Regions from separate parts of the Homo sapiens genome. Here region 2 is linked to region 1. A link is a loop called in an ENCODE intact Hi-C map of the cell type or tissue named here. Cell type or tissue: psoas muscle. All regions are shown on one strand. Each heading gives the region's core, and the rest is flanking DNA. Links, peaks and the distances in the headings are about the cores only. Region 1 overlaps RXRA (retinoid X receptor alpha). Region 2 has its middle 36 kb from the start of LINC02247.

Evidence for each region. Hi-C counts contacts between places; a loop is a spot of excess contacts. Peaks named below come from ENCODE experiments on the same cell type or tissue, not always from the same donor. Only the 100,000 strongest peaks of a DNase experiment are listed, where the experiment ranks them.
Region 2: a loop joins it to region 1, with 2.3 times the contacts of the local background. A loop is called at or near these places in 10 of 110 quality-filtered maps.

The regions. Positions count from the first base shown.
Region 1 is chr9:134,437,425-134,440,318 of GRCh38, forward strand. RXRA (retinoid X receptor alpha) reads left to right here. Exons shown (of 10, transcript NM_002957.6): 10 at 1-2,894. Among named protein-coding and RNA genes, the nearest start is that of MIR4669, 59 kb to the left of the region's middle. RefSeq lists an enhancer at 1-106. In psoas muscle, for the core only: a CTCF peak has its summit at 1,211; DNase peaks (open chromatin) are centred at 1,127 and 2,224; H3K27ac peaks cover 2,500 bases.
Region 2 is chr9:134,257,520-134,260,413 of GRCh38, forward strand. No RefSeq gene overlaps it. Among named protein-coding and RNA genes, the nearest start is that of LINC02247, 36 kb to the right of the region's middle. In psoas muscle, for the core only: no CTCF peak of the experiment used is centred there; a DNase peak (open chromatin) is centred at 1,524.

The sequences.
Region 1 (2,894 bases), core at 138-2,637:
CTGAGTCTTCTCCTTGCTCTGCGGGGTGGGCTGAGGCTTGTCCTTGTTTCCTGCAGGGCTGGCCCTGGCTCGGGCAGGGTGGGGCATCACCACCTCACTGGCCTTGCTGGAGGCACAGGGCTCTGCGGACCTGCAGCCATCTGTGAGGCCCGCGGGGATGGGAGGGGAGGAGGGTGGCCTGTTGGTTTCCCTCAGAGGGGGCAGGTGGCCTGGAGAGAGAGGGGCTCAGGAACTGGGAGCCTCGTGGGTGGGGCAGATGCTCCGCGGCCTGGAGTGGCTCTGCCGGGGCATTGGTGGGACCCCTGCTCAGGCCTTCTCTCTGGCTGCCAGTTGTGTCTAAAAGACTCTTGGAATCTGAGAACCCGGAGTCGCAGCGCCCTCGGGCCTGGGCCACACGCAGGCCCTGGTGGGACCACCCAGCCTGGTATTGTCCACGGACAGCGTTGTTCACCCAGAGCCTTACTTGGGAGCCTCACTGAACGCCTGCTCTGGTTGAAGGTGGGGTGGGGGCGGGGCTTGGGGCCTCCCTGGCTCAGCCCAGTGCGGCCTGGCGCTCCTCCCGCAGGCTCTGCCCCCGGGCTCCGGTGGTGCGGGGCCCTCTCAGGTTGAACTCGCCTCTTTTGCACTGGAAGGCCCTCCCTTTGGCCTGAGTACTTTTCCCGTTCACGCCTCAGTCCCGTGGACCCAGCCTTTGTCAGTGGCAGGTGCCTGAACAGAGGGTGGATGGGGGGGATACCGGAGGGGGTCTTGTCTTCCCAGCCGCAGTCTAGGAATGATGCGGGGGGGTGGACGCCTTCTCCATAGTCTTTCCCCACCTGGAGCAGGGGCTTCCTCAGTGGTGAGGGGAGCTGCCTACAGGTTGGACCGGGAGGCAGTGGCTTGGAGAGGCAGCTTTCCAGCCTTGGTGGGGAAGAAAGTGTCCATTCTTTGCCTTCCTGGAGCTCCCAGCCAGAGCTGAGCTTAGGCACCCGAGTGGAGCCTGCAGCTGAGTCTGTGCCCGAGACAGGCTGTCAGAGATTCCAGAAGCCTCTCCTCCCCGCCGCCCTCCACCCCTGCCTTTCAGCGTTGTGGATCCCTAGAGGTGGCCCCCTGCCCGATCCACCGTCCTGAGGCAGAGTGTTGAGCCTCATACCTGTACCAGGTCCCCGGCCAGCTGGGCCCCTCCCAGGCACTGCCAGGAAGCCCCAGCTGCCCCTGGCGGGTGTGGTGGAAATGGCAGGAGGGTGCAGGTACTCTTGGGGCCCCAGCGGTGGGAGTGCAAAAGACCCAACGCCAACACCTGGTGCCTTCTGCAGCCAGCGCCCACCCATCCGTGCCCGGACCCTTGGGAATGCCCGCGGCTCCAGAGGAAAAAGCCCAGGGACGGGGCCTCCGTTGCGGGGGGTCGGCTGCTTCTTGGGAACTTTGTCGTTTCCGGCGCTGGCTGGCTGGCTGGCTGGCTGTAAAGCACTGAAGCCCCCCGGCCGCCAACCCCTGAAAGCAGAACCTGGCCTCCCTGGCCACAGCAGCCTTACCCACCGCTCTACGTGTCCCGGGCACTTCCCGCAGCCTTCCCGTCCCTTTCTCATCGGCCTTGTAGTTGTACAGTGCTGTTGGTTTGAAAAGGTGATGTGTGGGGAGTGCGGCTCATCACTGAGTAGAGAGGTAGAATTTCTATTTAACCAGACCTGTAGTAGTATTACCAATCCAGTTCAATTAAGGTGATTTTTTGTAATTATTATTATTTTGGTGGGACAATCTTTAATTTTCTAAAGATAGCACTAACATCAGCTCATTAGCCACCTGTGCCTGTCCCCGCCTTGGCCCGGCTGGATGAAGCGGCTTCCCCGCAGGGCCCCCACTTCCCAGTGGCTGCTTCCTGGGGACCCAGGGCACCCCGGCACCTTCAGGCACGCTCCTCAGCTGGTCACCTCCCGGCTTTGCCGTTCAGATGGGGCTCCTGAGGCTCAGGAGTGAAGATGCCACAGAGCCGGGCTCCCCTAGGCTGCGTCGGGCATGCTTGGAAGCTGGCCTGCCAGGACCTTCCACCCTGGGGCCTGTGTCAGCCGCCGGCCCTCCGCACCCTGGAAGCACACGGCCTCTGGGAAGGACAGCCCTGACCTTCGGTTTTCCGAGCACGGTGTTTCCCAAGAATTCTGGGCTGGCGGCCTGGTGGCAGTGCTGGAGATGACCCCGAGCCCCTCCCCGTGGGGCACCCAGGAGGGCCCTGCCGGAATGTGCAGCCTGTGGGTAGTCGGCTGGTGTCCCTGTCGTGGAGCTGGGGTGCGTGATCTGGTGCTCGTCCACGCAGGTGTGTGGTGTAAACATGTATGTGCTGTACAGAGAGACGCGTGTGGAGAGAGCCGCACACCAGCGCCACCCAGGAAAGGCGGAGCGGTTACCAGTGTTTTGTGTTTATTTTTAATCAAGACGTTTCCCCTGTTTTCCTATAAATTTGCTTCGTGTAAGCAAGTACATAAGGACCCTCCTTTGGTGAAATCCGGGTTCGAATGAATATCTCAAGGCAGGAGATGCATCTATTTTAAGATGCTTTGGAGCAGACAGCTTTAGCCGTTCCCAATCCTTAGCAATGCCTTAGCTGGGACGCATAGCTAATACTTTAGAGAGGATGACAGATCCATAAAGAGAGTAAAGATAAGAGAAAATGTCTAAAGCATCTGGAAAGGTAAAAAAAAAAAATCTATTTTTGTACAAATGTAATTTTATCCCTCATGTATACTTGGATATGGCGGGGGGAGGGCTGGGACTGTTTCGTTTCTGCTTCTAGAGATTGAGGTGAAAGCTTCGTCCGAGAAACGCCAGGACAGACGATGGCAGAGGAGAGGGCTCCTGTGACGGCGGCGAGGCTTGGGAGGAAACCGCCGCAATGGGGGTGTCTTCCCTCGGGGCAGGAG
Region 2 (2,894 bases), core at 242-2,741, 180 kb before region 1:
ATATTCACGAGGTAGGTCGTGGGCATTTTGAGGACACAATTGGAAATTTTTCCTAGACAATGTTAGGTGGCTGAGTAGCCACTTTCTGTGTATAAGTTGGAAATCTGAAAAATGATATATACTGAAACATAGAACTGAAACATGAACATTGAAGAGAAAGTTTGGGAATAGTCTAGTGGGAAGAGGAGAGAGAATTATCTCAGGAGCCAAAGAGGAGCTACTGCTGTTATTAATGTGAGTCTGAGCTTCCTAGTAGCCAGAGCAAGAAAGGAAAGCACTGTGGGCTTTGCAGTTTTTGCCAAGAAGAAGATACACTCAAGATCCCCTAGAGGAGGAATTTTCCTGGTGTGGAAGTCCAGAAATGATGATCAGATGTATCCTCGTAAAAGAGGAAGAGTCCGTGCCTCAGGGGCTTTTCTCTGAGTCCTCTGTAGACACAGGGCCTGATTTGATAAGGTGTTCCCTTGAGGTGTGGTGGTAGCTGAGCGGACACCGTGGCTTCCTGGCAATGGGGTCCCATGTGGACTTAGAGCAGAGTGGGCCGCAGGGCACAGGCTGCAGCCCCCCTCATTCCCCACTAGATCCTTGGAACCAGCTTGGTGGCCACGAGTACCAGGTGCTGGGTTAACCATTGTCCCTCCTCCCCCAGGACAATGAATGAATGGCATTAGGACCTGGGTCATCCCTTGGAGGCAGGAGGAATCATGGGGTGAGGGAACGAGGCAGAGCCCACTGGGGTGCTGCTGGGGTGGGGACTGGGAGAGAAATGAGAGCTGGGTCCAGGGTCCCAGGTAGGTCTGAGGCTGCCTGGGGCTCCTGTTGGACAGGTAAGTGTGGGTGTGCTTGGTGGCCACACCCAGACCGAGCTGCACCATGCCCAGGTCTGGGCTGCAGGTGTCAGGGGCTGTGAGCTCTGATTCCTTCTGGAAATACGGCTCAGGGGGCACGGGGTGCACTCTCTGGCCATTTTGCTGTCCAAGCGTCCTCCCCGCTGCCCCATTGCTAGGGCTCGCAATGCCCATTCCACAGCCATCTGGGCAGATGGCAGAGCGGGATGGGCCGTGGGCCAGCTGCTCCTGGCATGGCCGGGCCGAGGGGAGGCTTGCCCTCTAGGGCACTGTGTTTGTCCTTCTACCACAAACCACATCTGTTTCTCTCAGTGAGAACCACTAGTGAGCCCCTGAGCCCCCAGCCCCCTGACACTATGGTGGTCAGAGGGACTGGCCTAGGTCTTGGTTTTCTCAGAAGTTTCTGGAAGGCCAGTGGCTGTCGGAGAAAAGATTCAAAGCAAAAACACTGAAGAGTTGAACCAGTTCTCTCCCTGAAGTTGTTTGGACGACAGCCTGGGTTGGGTGCTCTGGGTGAGATGGGGCTGGGGGTGCAGCAGAGAGCAGGGCACCCCACCTCCCCTGGCCCCCCGATCCCCAAGCCCCAGGCCCCCATGCCTCGGGGCTCCCTGTCCACATACTAGAGGACTGAGCAGGCAGGAAGCTGGCATGCAGCCCTGGCACTGCTTCTGATGGGTGCCCGTGTGGTGCCAGCCCTTGTCTCTGGGCCCTGGTGTTCCTGCTGTGGGATGGGGGATGGGGGCCATGGTCCCTGGGCAGGGGGCAGCCCTGGGGAGGGCCTCTCCTTCAAGACCTGGTGCCCACTCTGGCCCTGGCTGCATCTGGCCAGTGCTCGCTGCAGGCCCAGGCCCCTGGCCCTCATCCCCCACCCCTGCCCCTGGCTTCTCCCAGTGGGGGCCGCCCCTTGCCCCTTGCCCCGCTAGCCCTCTGGGCTGTGTTTACCCACTGTCCATCTGCCCCAATGTGGGCAAACAGACTGAGGCCAGGCCCGAGACAGGGGAGATAAGGCCCGGCTGATGGGACCAAAGGTGAAGGGGTCACCTCGCTCCCCTCCTGTCAGTTTATTTACTGTCCTCAAACTGTCACCTGCCCTTCTGGGAACACAATGGCCAAAACCATGAGGGTGTTTCCAAGGGCCCCAAGTCTCGGCTCCAGGAACCCTGTGGGCTGCTGAGCTGCTGAGGAGATGCCCAAGGAGAACAGCAGGAGGGAAGGGGCTCCCCACTCACTTTGACCTGCACACTAACGCCAGGCATGGCCCTGGGCACACTGCTTACCTCCCACTGAGGCGGGTCTCAAGACAAATTCGAATTGTCAGCGTCTCCATTTTTCAGATGAAAAAACTGACACTCAGAGAGGCTGAGCCGCCCATCCTGGGGCGCAGGTGCAGTAAAGTGTTAGGGTCAGGATTTTAATTCCCATCATTCTGATTCTGGAATCCAAGCTGGTCAGGACAGCACCATTCTGCCTCCAAGTCTAGAAAAGACAGAGCAAGGACAGCAGCCAGCAGGGGTGGGCGAGGCGGGGCAGCCCTCGGGGCCGGTCTTACACACTGGCAGGCCCAGGCAGCGGGCAACAGCTCCGCCAGGCCCAGCAAAGACCCCACTGAGCGCCGCGCCTATCACACAGACACAGAGCAGGACAGAACTTCCATTAAACACAGGAAACACACCTTGAACACCCCCAAGAGCGAAGGCCATCACTTCTTGGCCGTCTGGGCTCGTCCTGGGCTTTGGGACTGAGACTCGGTCTATCCTCTTCCTGGTATTTTCCATACTTTCTGCTTCACCCTCTTCCCAGGGTCCCAATCAACAGAGGCAGAAACTGCTGAAACCGCTGTGCCAGGGTCTGCCCATCCGGGGCCTGCCCAGGGTGGCTGCAGAGACAGAGATGAGTAACTGCCAGCCGTGGGGACAGACCCGGGGCATGGGGCCCTTCCTTTGAGTGATGCTGATCAGCCACGGTTGACAGGAAGCCCACACCTGGAAGAAGTTTCTGGAGTGCTGGGAGGATAAGCAGGGGTCTGTCCTGTGACCCCCAGCGATA